2 separate regions of the Mus musculus genome follow, and region 1 is linked to region 2. Evidence: chromatin loops called from intact Hi-C (ENCODE). Cell type or tissue: left cerebral cortex. All regions are shown on one strand.

Region 1 (8,000 bases), 52 kb before region 2:
AGAAACAGATACAGAAAAACAGAGAGATAGAAAGGCACATACATACGTACATACATACACATACACTCTCTCTCTCTCTCTCTCTCTCTCTCTCTCTCTCTCTCTCTCTCTCTCTCTCAAAGAAACAGATACAGAAAAACAAATAGAGAGACAAAAAGGCACATACATATACAAACACACACACACACACCTACACACACACACACACAGACACACACACACAACCTAGAAATAAATACAGAAAAACAAACAGAAACAGAAAGGCACATACATACACAAACACATACATACATACATACATACATACATACATACATACATACATACATATTGAGTCAGAGAGGCAGGAGGGACATAGAAGGAACAGAAGACAAGGGAATTGGGGGCAGGGAGTCCGGACAGACCTGAGAGCTTTTCAGGTGAACTTCCCCAGCAGGTAAGGCCTGGCCTGCAGCCCAAGGTCAGAACTCTCTCAACTCATCCCTCATCATCCAGCTCTCTCTGTACTCAGTTACCTCACCCAGCTCCAGTTCTGACCAGCCCTTCTCTGTGTGTCCTCAGAGTGGACAGAAGGTCCTAAAGGCAGAGCTGCTCTGAGGAGAGTGAGGACATCTCTCACAGCCTACCCTCAGGGACAGCACTCTCTATCCTCAGGGGCCCTTTAGGTCTTTTCCCCACTATGGTCTATAGTGATATAAGAGAACACATGAGACCCAGAACCAGAAAGGTGTGCCTAGTGTCCCAAGGCAGAGACACACAGTGACAGATGACCACGGAGACATTCAGACTTGAATACAGACAGGAGACAGACAGACAATAAGGCAGAAAACAAAGAAACAGGACTCTGAACACAAACCAAGATGCAGGAGGAAAGAGAGACCCAGGAGGTCATGGATAGACTTTCAGCCAGTCCAACCCCACTGCCCTTCAGTATCCCAATCTGGCCTGGAGTCATGATCTCTGGCTGCCACCCTGCTTTCCTGTCTCCACCCTTACTCACTCTTCATAGGAGTGGGCAGCTGTGAGAAACCAGTTGGGGTCCAACAGGACATCCTCTCATCTGTGTTCATTGTTGTGATACACAGCCATCCGCCAGGGTTGGGAATTCTTCTCACAGTTAAATCTGCCAACCACACAAGACTGGATGGGAGGTGTAGCATCTGCAACAGGGGCAATTGGAGAGGGGAGATTTGGCACATGTAGGGAGGTGTACCATTGGGGGACACAGTTAAGCTGGGCTGCAATCACAGGACATGTCCAGGAGATCTGGAGTAGGGACCATTATATGGCTGGTCCTGGATAGGGAGATCTATGCTGTGGGGACAGAAATAACTCTTGAATCAGGAATCGGGTATAGTGTCAGGTCACTTTATAGTTTTGGGTTAAAGAGTGGTGGGGAAGCAAGAGAGAGAATGAGAGAGAGAGAGAGAGAGAGAGAGAGAGAGAGAGAGAGAGAATGAACTCCAGTATATTCTTAATCCAATGAGAATGATATCCTCTGATATGGAATTTAGAGTCTCCAAGGTTTAAGAAGACGTCACGGTCTTGGCTGAGTTTTGGGAATTCTGGAATGTGAGGTGTCAGAAAACTAGATTTGAATGAATACATGAACCCAGGAAAGGGAGCTTGGGGTGGATTTGGGGGTTCTTGGATTGGGCATGAAGTGGCAGCTGTGATGAAGAGATTGAGGAATTTCTAGGTAAAAGGAGCAGGGTAAAGGCTAGGGCGTGGGCTCATTTTAGGGTTTGTGGTGGAGATGACATCTAAGAGGGGTGGGGCTCCCTAAGAATGGAGTTTGAGATGGGATAAGCAGTGAGAGAAGGAAATTCTGGGTGTCTGTGACAGACAGGCTCTGCTTCCTCTAGAGGTAGGCAAATGATCTGGATATTGGAGAGTCTCAGGGTTCTCTTGGAGGCAGGCCCATGACAGGACCCATTCCCTCTTGTTGAGCATCTAGACTATTTCAGCTCTCATGGCAGTTAGCATATTTGACCTGCGTGTATTCATGTGTGCCCTGTAAGCTCCATGATGGCCAGGCTAGCCCTAATCCAGGGTAAGTGAGGAGCTGGCAATCAATTGTTCACTACCTCTCGGCCTCTGTATCCCTGTTCTTCTGAAAACTCCAGTCTTCTTTGCTCTAAAGGACAAGAGAGGAAGCATGCACTTGTGAGTTCATTCATGCAGTTGACCACTTATGTATGTTGTCAAGCATACATGATCATGCTGGAGTTTAAGATAGGTGTACTGCATCAAAAGAGGACAGTGTATGAGAATGGGTAGAGTTAAAGTGGTACTGGAGATGAGGCTCAAACAGCTTCCACAGGGAACAGGTTGTAGATGAGGGGGAAAAGGAAATGAGAAAGAGGATGAAGGTTTTTATGCATCAAGAGAGCAGAGAAAAGATCCAGGTCCCCAGAACCTTCTCCTTTCCCAGCTGACCTGTTCTATTCCTGGGAGAAGGAAGGATAGTTGGTCCTACATGGCTGGTCCCTCATCTCCATCTTCCTGGCAACTTTGTTGGCGTTCAGCATGGTGGATGTGCAGATGGCCTATTGAAAATCGGTACACTGGCTTCATAGGTCTCTGAATTGACTGTATTGGGTATATGTGTCCCAACATGGGCCTGTTTGCTGGTCAGTGTATACATAGACTGGGGGGGGGGGGTTCTTCTATTGGGTTGTAGAGGTGACTGTGGGGGAGGGCCACTGGCACTCTCCCAGGAGTCTCTCTGGGGGTGTAGGTTGGAGCTCACAGTAGGGGCATCACTGATGGTGGGTAACATTATGAGTGGCAATAGAGTTATTTTAGAATTTCTAGGTAGTGATTTTGTTAATGTTGTGTAGGTGATGTTTTTCTTCTCTTTTTTGGAGGGGGGAGGGGCGGGTGTTGGGGTTGCTGAAGGCAGATCCCAGAGCCTTACACATACAGACCACAGGGTCTCTACCACTGAGCCACATCCCCAGAAGAATGTCTTTGGAGGACTCTTGGCAGGTGCTCTACCTCTGTACCATTCTCTGCCCTTTATTGTCCCATGGATTCTAGACAGGTAGTGAGGCACATTCCCGTCCTCTGCCTTGTTTGAGACAGGATTTCATGTGACCCAGGCTGGTCTCCAGCTTAATGTGTAGCTGTGGACAACTATAATTTTCTGATCCTCCTCCCAAGTGCAGGGATCCCAGGCGAGGGCTGCCAGACTCAGCTCAGCACAGTGCTCAGGGTGAAATGCAGGATGCTCACAGCTAGGCAAGCATTCTGCCAACTAAGACCCAACACCAGGAACTCTGGACTGCCTTTACCTTGTATTTTGAGTTAAGATCTACGTGCCTCTATACTGCTCAGACACAGCCTTGAAAAGGCACTCCTCCCCAGCTGCTACAGTATTTATTTTGGGCTTCTCAGGGTGTGAGAGAAATAAGAGAGAGAGCTAGAGAGCAAGAGAGTGAGGTAGAGAGAGAGATGGGGTAACTGCAGTTATCTCTCTGACTCTCCTTCCCAGTTTACATTCACATGAGCAAGGACTTCATATTTCTGGTCCTGGCACTATGCCTCATCCTCCTGCCCACCATGTTCCTCTCCTTTCGACCCATCTGCCACCACCTGAACAAAATAGACTTCTTCTTCAGTTTCCTCAGCATTGGCATTGGTAAGTGTTGACAAGGACAGGGGTGACTGGGGATCCTCCACCAACCCCAGAGTTTTCTCTTATCCAGAGGTGTGCCTAGACTTCCAGTTCTGCAGCTCTGAGGTAGAGGGGTGTCTCTATGTCTTTCTTGGTCATACTTTTTTGAACAGACAGTATGACCAAGGCAAGTCTTATTAAAAAAAAACACTTATTTGGGGCTGGCTTACAGATTCAGAGGTTCAGTTTGTTACCATCAAGGTGGGAGCATGGCAACATCCAGGCAGGCATGGCGCAGGCAGAGCTTAGAGTTCTATGTCTTCATCCATTGGCTGTTAGTGGAAGACTGACTTCCAGGCAACTAGGGTGGAGGTCTTAAGCCCGCATCCACAGTGACACACCTATTCCAACCAGGTCACATCTTCAAATGGTGCTACTCCCTGGTCCAAGAATATAAAAAACATGACATTCCACTCCTTGGTCCCCATAGATTTGTTCAAACACATGAATCTATGGGGAAGGGCATAATTAAACAGCATAATGCAAAATGCATTTAGTCCAACTTTTAAAGTCCTCATAGTCTATAGCATTCTCAACAATGTTAAAAATCCAAAGTTCAAGGTCTCTTCTGAGATTCATCCAATCACTTAACTGTAATCACCAAAGAAAGACAGGAAACCAGCTGGGCAAATTCCAAACCCTGTATCTCCATGGATGATGTCAAAGTGGTCTTCAGATCTCCACTCCTTTTTCATCTTTGTTGACTGTAACAAACTGCTTTCTCCTGGGCTGGTTCCACTCTCCCTGTTAGTAGCTTTCCTCAGCATGTATCCCGTGGCTCTGGCATCTTTAACATCTTTGAGTCTCCAAGGCAATTTCATTGTTACAGCTTCTTGTTTCAGTGTCTGGGATTCCACTTGATCTTTTGGGCTCCCCCTAAGGGCTGGCATCACTTCTCCAGCTCTGCCCTCTGTAGCATTCTAAGCTCAGGTTGATCCACTCCACTACAGCTTCTGTTCTTGGTGATCATCCCATAGTACTGGCATCTCCCATACACTGGGGTGTTCCACTCCAATTAGGATTCAGAAATAGCCTCTTATAGTCTCTCTTCATGTTGCCAAGCCTCAAATTCTTTGTATGACCCCTTCATTCCTGGGCCATCAACTACAGCTGAGGCTATACCTTCTCCGATGGCTTTCCATGACCTCTCACAGTGCCAAGCCTCAGCTGTTCTTCATGACACCTTCATGCCTTCAAAACCAGTACCACCTGGGTGATTCTTTCCAAATCCAGCTGCAGCATGAGGTACAACCTTGGATATCTCTGGAACACAGCTTCTTTGTGCTCCCAGAAAACACTTCCCAAAAGATTTCACCTCTGCGGTGCTGGTCTCTTCATAATCACTGCTAATTTCTTAGCTCCAGCTAACTAGCATGTGAGGAGCGGGTGTGGATGTGGCCCCAAGATGGTATCCGGGACTGCTGCCAAGTCTTATGACTGGCACCTGACTTCCTCATATCCCCCAAGAAAGCCATGTACCTTGAGCTGCATTGTGCAGATGCACCACGACGTAAGATCGGATGATGTGATGAATGTAGTCCTGAGCCAATGAACTGTGCCTACATGGACTGGGGTGAGGGGGAGTGCACTGGAGGTGATAAAGGGGGAAGGCCGAGAGAGGTCGGGGCATTCTTTTTCCTGCACATTGTGAAGTTCCTGAATAAACTGCCTTGAGAAGGACGTCAGTTTCGTCGCTTCTTTTCTCCTGGTTGGAGATGGTAGCGACAAGTGGTGGCCCGTACGGGGATGTGACGAGTCCAGAACTCTCAGCAGTCAGGGTAGCAGGCTGGAAAGCTCCCAGGTAAGTGGGACAATTCAAGTTCTCGGTTAGAGACTATTAGGTTCCAGGATTAGGAACTATTGAGGTTCTCAGAGTGAGACAATTAAAGTTATACCAAGCACTATGGGAAACACAATATCAGGACATTCTGTTTGTCAGGCCTTAAAAGACCTCCTAAAGGTAAAAGGCATTGGGCCAAAAAAGGAAGCCCTAGAAAATTTTCTGGAAGCAGTAGATCAGGTGGCCCCATGGTTCCCAGTCTCTGGTCACCTTACTGGACTAAGCTGGGAGAAGTTAGGTAAAGATTTGAAGTTTGCAGAGGAACAGGGAATCCTCACAAAAATGGTTCTACCGGTATGGAAGTTAGTTCGCAACTGTATAGAGGACAAGGAAAGATATGGAGCTGAGCTGCAGAAGGGGAATGAGGCGTTGAACCAAGTAAGAGAGGAGAGATCACAGAAGTCTGATGCCGAAAGCAATTCTAGCGAAGGGGACATGTCTGAAGATGACTTGGAAAGCATAGCAGACAGTTTAGAAAAAGTGAAAGTAAAAGTACAGCCATTGGCTCCCGGCATCTGCGTTATGTTCCAGAAGGTGCCACAGGGCGTAGTTTGCATCCTGAAGCATGGTGAAAGCTAAGTGCTCATTGCTTCCCAGTTTTCCAGGATGCTCAAGGAGCTTGATTCCATGAGCCACTAGATTGGAAGGTAATTCAAAGACTGGCGGAAGGGGTATGAGCCTACAGGGTCAGTGCTGCTTTCGTTATTGCTCAACTTGAATCTCTGCATCACTATTGTCTAACTCCTAGCGATTGGCAGAATCTGGCACGAGCCTGTCTTTCCTCTGGACATTATCTTGACTGGAAAACATTCTTTATAGAATATTCAGGTGAACAGGCCACTCAGAACGCGAGTGCAGGACAAGCGGCCTGGGATCAGGATATGTTATTAGGTCAAGAAAGATTCGCCGCTGCACAGATTAACTACCCTATACAAGTTTATGAACAAATTAATAAAATAGGAACTAAGGCTTGAAAGTCCCTCCCTAACAAGGGAGAGGTTAGTGGTAATTTAACAAAAATCCTTCAAGGACCCACGGAGCTGTTTGCAGACTTTGTGGCCAGAGTGGTAGAAGTGGCAGGGAGGGTGTGTCTGGAGATCCTGATACGGTGATGCCATTAGTGAAACAGCTGATTTTTGAACAATGTACAAAGGAATGTAGAAAAGCCATTAACCCATATGAACATAAGGGGCTTGAGATATGGATGAGGATCTGTAGAGAGCTAGGAGGCCCGTTAACTAACGCAGGGCTGGCTGCTGCAGTTGTGCAGGTCTCCCAAGGAAAGAATGGGTCTAGGAATACAGGCCGTTTAAAATGCGGGCAACCTGGTCATATAAGGCGACAATGCTCACAACAGACTGGAACAGGAGGCCAGCGGCCTCGGGTACCTGGACTTTGTCCAAAATGTAAAAAGGGAAATCATTGGGTCCATGAGTGTCGCTCAGTGAAGGATATTCATGGGCAGCCAATCGAGGATTGCGGCACTTGGCCAAAAAATGGGAGACAGGGGCCCCGACCTCAGGGCCCTCAAATATATGGGGTAGTCACAGAGGGATGGCCTAATTTGAGACCACCAATGCAGTGCAACAACCCAGAAGGGCCACAAGAGGAAGCGCAGGGCTCAACCTCAGTTCTGCCACCCTACTCTTATTAACCCCCCCCCCATGGGAGTCCAGCTGATGGATTCAGATTTCAAAGGCCCTCTACCAGCAGATACAGTAGGGTTGATCTTAAGAAGGAGCTCTGTAACAATGCAGGGCCTGATAGTCCATCCTGGAGTCATAGATTCAGATTATATAGGACAAGTCAAGATCATGGTCTCTTCACCTATGGGCATAGTAGCCATCTCCCCCAGAGATCACATAGCTCAGTTGCTTTTATTACCTAGTTGTCATTCACAGTTCCCAGCTAAGGAGGAAGAAAGAGGGGACAAGAGATTTGGCTCTACTGGCACTTCTGCCAATTTTTGCTCCCTAGATTTAGATGAAAGACCTTTATTGCAGCTTATCATAGAGGGAAAATCTATTTCTGGGCTGTTGAACACTGGCGCAGATCACAGTATCATCAGCGTCAAGGATTGGCCCTCTGGTTGGCCAAGTCAGCGATCAGAGCAAACCCTGAGAGGACTTGGATATGCTCAGATGCCAGAAATGAGTTCTCACCATCTAAGTTGGTGTGACAAGGAAGGGCATTCAGGGCATTTCCAGCCCTATGTGCTGCCCGTCCCTATTTCATTATGGGGACATGGTTTGATGAAAAAGATGGGTTTTAAACTGACCAATGAAGGACCATATAGCACCCAAACCCAGCGAATGATGTTGCATTCGGGATATAAGCCTGGTAAAGGTTTGGGTCGCCATTTAAAGGTAGGCTATCCCTGATACCGTTTGAGAGGAAGAATGACTGAGCCGGTTTGGGTTTTTCCTAGGGGCCACTGAGGGAGCTCTACCCATTACTTGGAAGACTGAGGAACCAGTGTGG
Region 2 (8,000 bases):
ACTGGAAAGAGAGGCCCATTGGACACACAAACTTTATATGCCCCAGTACAAGGGAATGCCAGGGCCAAAAAAAAAAAAAACGGGAATGGGTGTGTAGGGAAGTGGGGGGGGGATGGGGTACTTTTGGGATAGCATTGGAAATGTAATTGAGGAAAATACGTAATAAAAAATATTAAAAATTAAAAAAAGAAAGAAAAAGAAAAATAAACAGGAAAGGAAAAGTGAAAAAAAAAGACAGAAAAGATAGAAACAGGACTCTGAACACAAATCAAGATTCAGGAGGAAAGAGACACCCAAGAAGTCATGGATGTCAAGTCCCACCCCACTGCCCTTCAGTACCCCAGCCTGGCCTGGTGTCATGATCTCTGGCTGCCAATCTGCTTTTCTGTCTCCAAGCTTACTCACTGTTCATAGCAGTGGCAGCTGTGAGAACCCAGTTGGGGTCCAACAGGACTCCCCCGCATATGTGTTCATTGTAGTGTTACACAGCCACATGCCAGGGTTGGGAATTCTTCTCACATTTAAATCCTCTAACTATTCGAGACTGGACAGGAGGTGCAGCATCTGCAACAGGAGCAATGAGGGAGGGGAGAGTTGGCACATATAGGAAGGTGTACCATTGGGGGACACAGCTAAGCAGGGCTGGGATCTGGGGACATGGCCAGGAAATCTGGAGTAGGGACCAGTATATGGCTGGTCCTGGATAGGGAGATCGATGCTGTGGGGACAGAAAGAACTCTTGAATCAGGAATTGGGTATAATGTAAGGTCACTTTATAGTTTTGGGTTAAGGGGTGGCTAGGAGAGAGAGAGAGAGAGAGAGAGAGAGAGAGAGAGAGAGAGAGAGAGAGAGAGAGAGAGAGAATTCCAGTTTATTCTTAGTCCAATGAGAATGATATCCTCTGATATGGAATTTAGAATTTCCAAGGTTTAAGAAGAAGTCACAGCCTTGGCTGGGTTTTGGGAATTCTGGAAGGTGAGGTGTCAGAAAACTGGATTTCAATGAAAAAATGAATCCAGGAAAGGGTGCTTGGGGTTGATTTTGGGTTTCTTGGATTGGGCATGAAGTGGCAGCTGGGATGGAGAGAATGAGGGTGTCCAGAGCAAAGGGGCAGCAGGGTCAAGGCCAGGGCGTGGGCTCATTTTAGGATCTGTGGTAGAGATGACATCTAAGAGGGGTGGGGCTCCCTAAGAAAGAAGTTTGAGATGGGACAAGCAGTGAAAGAAGGAAATTCTGGGTGTCTGTGACAGAAAGGCACTGCTTACTGTGGAGGTAGTCAAGTGATCTGGGTATTGGAGAGGCTCAGGGTTCTCTTGGAGGAAGCCCCAAGACAGGAGTGGAAACATAGTTGGAGCAAGTTAGGCCACTGTGAAGCAGAGATGAAGACACACTTATGTGAGGTACTAGGGTTAGGCATTGGGGACTTTTGGTGTTTCATGCCAGAGTGGGTACTAGAGCTGTGCAATGGGGCTCTGGAGAGAGGAGACAGGAGCCTCAGGCTCAGGGAGGGAGGGATGAGGGGGAAGAGCAGGACAAGGCACAGCATTGGAAACAGGAAATCTTGGCAAGCCATGCATAGATAGACACACTTCTCTGTAACACAGCAGGCTGCGGCAGAGGGATTGCCATGGATGAAGACAAGCCTGGGCTATATCATGAGACACTAACTCAGAACTTATTTCCAAGAGATGGGCAGGAGATGGCTTGGTTCCTACAGGATTGGCCATGCAAGCATTAGGACCTGAGCTGAACCCTCCAGAACACAGGGAAAACGTCAGGTGTGATGCTATGTGATGATAACCCCAGAGCTGGGGAGGTGGAAACAGGAGGATTCCCTTGAGGTTTGCTGGACATTCATGTTAGCCTAAATAGGAAGTCTCCATTCAGTGAGAGATGCTGCCAATGTTGGAGTGACTGATAAAGATACTTCTTGTCCAAGTCTAGTGTCTGCCAACTGACCCTTTCTCCAAAAATGAGAGTAAACCAAAAAGCCAGCGAGAAGTGACACAGGCATTCTCCCCACACCAGAAAGGGAGGGGTAACCCATCTGAGCTTACAAGCCAATTTAAGAAGAGAAAGTTTTGGTAGAAACTGTGTGACTTGGGAAGATGGGGGACCAGTTGTCTGGATATGGAAAATACAGCTGGAGGCTGGCAGATGCTGGACAGCCTAAGGCTCTAGTGTGGCATCTAGGCAAGCCTCTGACTCAGGGGTTGACCTGTTCTATTCCTGGGAGGAGGAAGGATAGTTGGTCCTACATGTCTGGTCCCTCATCTCCATCTTCCTGGCAACTTTGTTGGTGTTCAGCATGGTGGATGTGCAGATGGCCTATTGAAAATTAGTACACTGGTTTCATTGGCCTCTGGATTGACTGTATTGGGTATACGTGTCCCAACATGGGCCTGTTTACTGGTTAGTGTATACATAGAATGGGGGGTTCTTCTATTGGGTTGTAGAGGTGACTGTGGGGGAGGGCCACTGGCATTCTCACAGAAGTCTCTCTGGGGGTGTAGGTTAGGTTCACAGTAAGGGCATCACTGATGGTGGGTAACTTTATGAGTGGCAATAGAGTTAGTTTAGAATTTCTAGGTAGTGATTTTATTAATGTTGTGAAGGTGATGTTTTTCTTCTCTTTTTGGGGGGCTGGGGGTGGGGGCGGGGGCGGGTGTTGGGGTTGCTGAAGGCAGATCCCAGAGCCTTTCACACACAGGCCACAGGGTCTCTACCACTGAGACACATCCCCAGAAGAATGTCATTGGAGGACTCTAGGCAGGTGCTCTACCTCTGTACCATGCCCTGCCCTTTATTGTCCCATGGATTCTAGACAGGTAGTGAGGTACATTCCCTTCCTCTGCCTTGTTTGAGACAGGGTCTCATGTAGCCCAGGCTGGCCTCCAGCTCAATGTGTAGATTTGGACAACCATGATTTTCTGATCCTCCTCCCAAGTGCAGGGATCCTAGGCATGGGCTTCCAGATTCAGTTCAGCACAGTGCTCAGGGTGAAATGCAGGATGCTCACAGCTAGGCAAGCATTCTGATAACTAAGACCCAACACCAGGACCTCTGGACTGCCTGTAGCTTGTATTTTGAGATAAGATCCATGTGTCTATATACTGCTCAGGCACAGCCTTGAAAAGGCACTCCTCCCCAATTGCTACATTACTTATTTTGGGTTTCTCAGGGTGTGAGAGAAAGAAGAGAGAGAGCAAGAGAGTGAGAGAGTGAGGTAGAGAGAGAGATGGGGGTAACTGCAGTTATATCTCTGACTCTCCTTCCCAGGTTACATTCATATGAGCAAAGGCTTCATATTTCTGGTCCTGGCACTATGCCTCGTCCTCCTGCCCACCATATTCCTCTCCTTTCTACCCGTCTGCCACCAGCTAAACAAAATAGACTTCATCTTCAGTTTCCTCAGCATTGGCATTGGTAAGTATTGGCAAGGACAGGGGTAACTCGGATCCTCCACCAACCCCGAGATTTCTCTTATCCAGAGGTGTGCCTAGATTTCCAATTCTGCAGCTCTGAGGTAGAGGGGTGTCTCTATATCTTTCTTGGGCTGGCTGTGGTCTCACTCTTTAGTCCATGCTGTCTTTGAATTGCCTCAGCATCATAAGTACCTGGAATTAAAAGCTTTTGCCCACTATTGTGACTGATGCCTTGTCTCCTAGTTTATATTCCCCTCTGAGTATGTACCCATTTGTCCTGTGTGTGAGTGTATGTGTGTGTGTGTGAGTGTGAGTGTGTGTGTATCTACTTGTGGCAAGTCAGGGAGTTTGTTTCTGTCTCTCTCGTTTTGGGGGTTGTGGTGTTCCCTGTCTAGCCTTCTGTCCTTCTCTGGTCCCACTCCAGTGCACGGCTCCTGATTCTTCTCAGCCTGACTCTCTTTGTAGTTAACTGCAATAGGCTGGGCCTGAGGTCACAGGTATCCTACAAGCTGGCCTTTTACCTGTGCTGGTGTGCCATGGTCTTGATGCTGTAGGATGGTGTGGGCATGACCTCTGATTGAAGGGCAGGGCCTCAGATGGAAAGGCGGTGTCTGGGCAGGGCAGGGATGGAGCCGAGAAAAGGGGGTCAACCTCCAAGATCAAACTGAGGCTTGGGGTGGGACTCTGTGTCTAGTACCCACGGGGACTTTGCCTTTCCTCAACCAAGTGGGGATTAGCAGCTGCAGTACACCTTTCATGGAGTGGGGGCTCAGCTACTTCCATTGGGACTCCTGACACCACTCATTGCAGTTGCGCAACAGTCCATTTTGAACAGGAACTTGGAGCCCACCCAGAAGTTTTCTGATGTAAACAATTTTGTGAACTACCACGGGGCTCTCCAACAGAGGGACTTGTCAACTTCTCAGGACACTGATGAGTCCCCATGGCCAGATACCTCCACCCTGTGGCTCAGTTTCCATCAGACCTCCATTTCGGTCCCATACTTCCCCTGAGAGCAGGTAGTACCCTTGGGACACGGGTGGCAAGCCCAGAACTACTCGCTAGGGCCCACTCCTTTCTGACTGAATATTGGCCGGGACTCTCCTCTGGAATCTTCCAATCCTCTCAGATGCTCCTCTGTCCCTCTGAGCAAACACTGGTTTGGACACAAGCAGCATGAACAGTGTGGCCCTTTTCCCAAGATGGGTGATTCTCTGCCCCACAGGACATGATTCTAAGTCACTCTTCATCCTTTGGTCCAGCCCTACCAAAGAAATCCCATCCAGTGTCCCCTGGTTGAGACACTGCAGCCTAGCCTTTGGGGCAGTCCATTGCCCTTCTGTGGACAGACTCTTCTCCAGCGAGTTAAGGCTTTATTAATATAACATCCCAGCCCAACTCAAGAAACCCAGTTAGGCAGCCTGAATTCACAGTGTCTGACTGTTTATCATCTCTTCTGCTTCTAGTATAGGGTCAGGCCTAGCTGGAGTCAATCATTCTGATGTCTCTTACCTTTAACTCTATGATCAGAACATTTTTCTTGCCATAGGAGACTCATGTGGTATATTAGTTAGGGTTTTACTGCTGTGAACAGACACCATGACAAGTCTTATAAAAAACAACATTTATTTGGGGCTGGCTTACAGGTTCAGAGGTTCAGTCCATTACCATCGAGGTGGAAACATGGCAACATCCAGGCTGGCATGGTGCAGGAGGGGCTGAGAGTTCTATGTCTTCATCCATTGGCTGTTAGTGGAAAACTGACTTCCAGGCAACTAGGGTGAGGGTCTTAAGCCCACACCCACTGTGACACACCTATTCCAACCAGGTCAAATCTCCAAATGGTGCCGCTCTCTCGTCCAAGAATATACAAACCATGACATTCCACTCCCTGGTCCCCATACACTTGTTCAAACACATGAATCTATGGGGAGGTCATACTTAAACATAGCATAATGCAAAATGCATTTAGTCCAACTTTTAAAGTCCTCATAGTCTACAGCAGTCTCAATAACCTTAAAAATCTAAAGTTCAAGGTCTCTTCTGAGATTCATCCAATCACTTAACTTTAATCCCCAAGAAAGACAGGAAACCAACTGGACAAACTTTAAACTTTTCATGTGTTTTGCAAATTGTATCTTGGGCATTCTAAGTTTCTGGGCTAATATACACTTATCAGTGAGTGCATAGCAAGTGACTTCTTTTGTGATTGGGTTACCTCACTCAGGATGATATCCTCCAGATCCATCAATTTGTCCAAGAATTTCATAAATTCATTGTTTTTAATAGCTGAGTAGTACTCCATTGTGTAAATGTACATTTTCTGTATTCATTCCTCTGTTGAGGGACATCTGGGTTCTTTCCAGCTTCTGGGATTATAAATAAGGCTGCTATGAACATAGTGGAGCATGTGTTCTTATTACCAGTTGGAACATCTTCTGGGTATATGCCCAGGAGAGGTATTGCTGGATCTTCTAGTACTATGTCCAATTTTCTGAGGAACAGCCAGTCCGATTTCCAGAGTGGTTGTACAAGCTTACAATTCCACCAGCAATGGAGGAGTGTTCCTCTTTCTCCACATCCTCGCCAGCATCTGCTGTCACCTGAATTTTTTATCTTACCCATTCTGAGTGGTGTGAGGTGGAATCTCAGGGTTGTTTTGATTTGCATTTCCCTGATGGTTAAGGATGTTGAACATTTTTTCAAGTGCTTTTCAGCCCTTTGGTATTCCCCACTTGAGAATTCTTTGATTAGCTCTGTACCCTATTTTTAAATGGGGTTATTTGAATTTCTGGAGTCCAGCTTCTTGTGCTCTTTGTATATATGGGATATTAGTCCCGTATCAGATTTAGGATTGGAAAAAATCCTTTCCCAATCTGTTGGTGGCCTTTTTGTCTTATTGACAGTGTCTTTTGCCTTATAGAAGCTTTGCAATTTTATGAGGTCCTATTTGTCAATTCTTGATTTTACAGCACAAACCATTGCTGTTCTGTTTAGAAATTTTTTCCCCTGTGCCCATATCTTTGAGGCTTTCCCCCACTATCTCCTCTATAAGTTTCAGTGTCTCTGGTTTTATGTGGAGTTCTTTGATCCACTTAGACTTGAGCTTTGGACGAGGAGATAATGGATCAATTCGCATTCTTCTACATGATAACTGCCAGTTGTGCCAGCACCATTTGTTGAAAATGCTGTCTTTTTTTCCACTGGATGGTTTTAGCTCCCTTGTCAAAGAACAAGTGACCATAGGTGTGTGGATTCATTTTTGGGTCTTCAATTCTATTCCATTGATCTACCTGTCTGTCACTGTACCAGTACCATGCAGTTTTTATCACAATTGCTTTGTAGGTCAGGCATGGTGATTCCACCAGAGGTTGTTTTATTGTTGAGAATAGTTTTTGCCATCCTAGGTTTTTTGTTATTCCAGATGAATTTGCAAATTGCCCTTTCTAACTCAGTGAAGAACTGAGTTGGAATTTTGATGGGGATTGCATTGAATCTGTAGATATCTTTTGGCAGGATAGACATTTTGACTATATTAATCCTGCCAATCCATGAGCTTGGGAGTTCTTTCTATCTTCTGAGATCCTCTTCAATTTCTTTCTTCAGAGACTTGAAGTTCAGAGATCTTTTACTTCCTTAGTAAGAGTCACACCGAGGTATTTTGTATTATTTGTGACTATTGTGAAGGGTAGTTTTGTTTCCCTAATTTCTTTCTCAGTCCATTTATCCTTTGTGTAGAGAAAGGCCATTGATTTATTTGAGTTCATTTTATATCCAGCTACTGCACTTAAGCTGTTTATCAGGTTTAGGAGTTCTCTGGTGGAACTTTTAGGGTCACTTATATATACTATCATATCATCTGCAAATAGTGATATTTTGACTTCTTCCTTTCCAATTTGTATCCCCTTGATCTTCTTTTGTTTTCGAATTGCTATGGCTAGGACTTCAAGTATTGTATTGAATAGGTAGGGAGAAAGTGGGCAGCCTTGTCTAGTTCCTGATTTTAGTGGGATTGCTTCAAGTTTCTATCCATTTAGTTTGTTGTTGGCTACTGGTTTGCTACAGATTGCTTTTATTATGTTTATATATGGGCCTTGAATTCCTGATCTTTCCATTACTTTTATCATGAAGGGGTGTTGGATTTTGTGAAATGCTTTCTCAGCATCTAATGAGATAATCATGTTGTTTTTGATTTTGAGTTTGTTTATATAGTGGATTACGTTGATGGATTTCCATATATTAAACCATCCCTGCATCCCTGGGATGAAGCCTACTTGGTCATGATGGATGATCGTTTTGATGTGTTCTTGGATCCTGTTTGCAAGGATTTTATTGAGTATTTTTGCATCCATATTCATAAGGGAAAGTGGTCTTAAGTTCTCTTTCTTTGTTGGATCTTTGTGTGGTTTAGGTATCAGAGTAATTGTGGCTTCATAGAATGACATGGGTAGTAAACCTTCTGTTTCTATTTTGTGGAATAGTTTGAGGATAGTTGGAATTAGGTCTTCTTTAAAGGTCTGATAGAACTCTGCACTAAACCCATCTGGTCCTGGGCATTTTTTGGTTGGGAGACTA

Evidence for each region. Hi-C counts contacts between places; a loop is a spot of excess contacts. Peaks named below come from ENCODE experiments on the same cell type or tissue, not always from the same donor. Only the 100,000 strongest peaks of a DNase experiment are listed, where the experiment ranks them.
Region 1: it touches region 2 in a loop (10-fold over the local background); 7 of 42 quality-filtered maps call a loop at or near these places.

The regions. Positions count from the first base shown.
Region 1 is chr7:44,089,324-44,097,323 of GRCm38, reverse strand. It overlaps a transcript of Klk1b21 not described here. Among named protein-coding and RNA genes, the nearest start is that of Klk1b21, 9.0 kb to the left of the region's middle. In left cerebral cortex, no CTCF peak of the experiment used is centred here; a DNase peak (open chromatin) is centred at 3,422.
Region 2 is chr7:44,037,745-44,045,744 of GRCm38, reverse strand. It overlaps a transcript of Klk1b21 not described here and the pseudogene Klk1b19-ps. Among named protein-coding and RNA genes, the nearest start is that of Klk1b27, 11 kb to the left of the region's middle. In left cerebral cortex, no CTCF peak of the experiment used is centred here; a DNase peak (open chromatin) is centred at 3,469.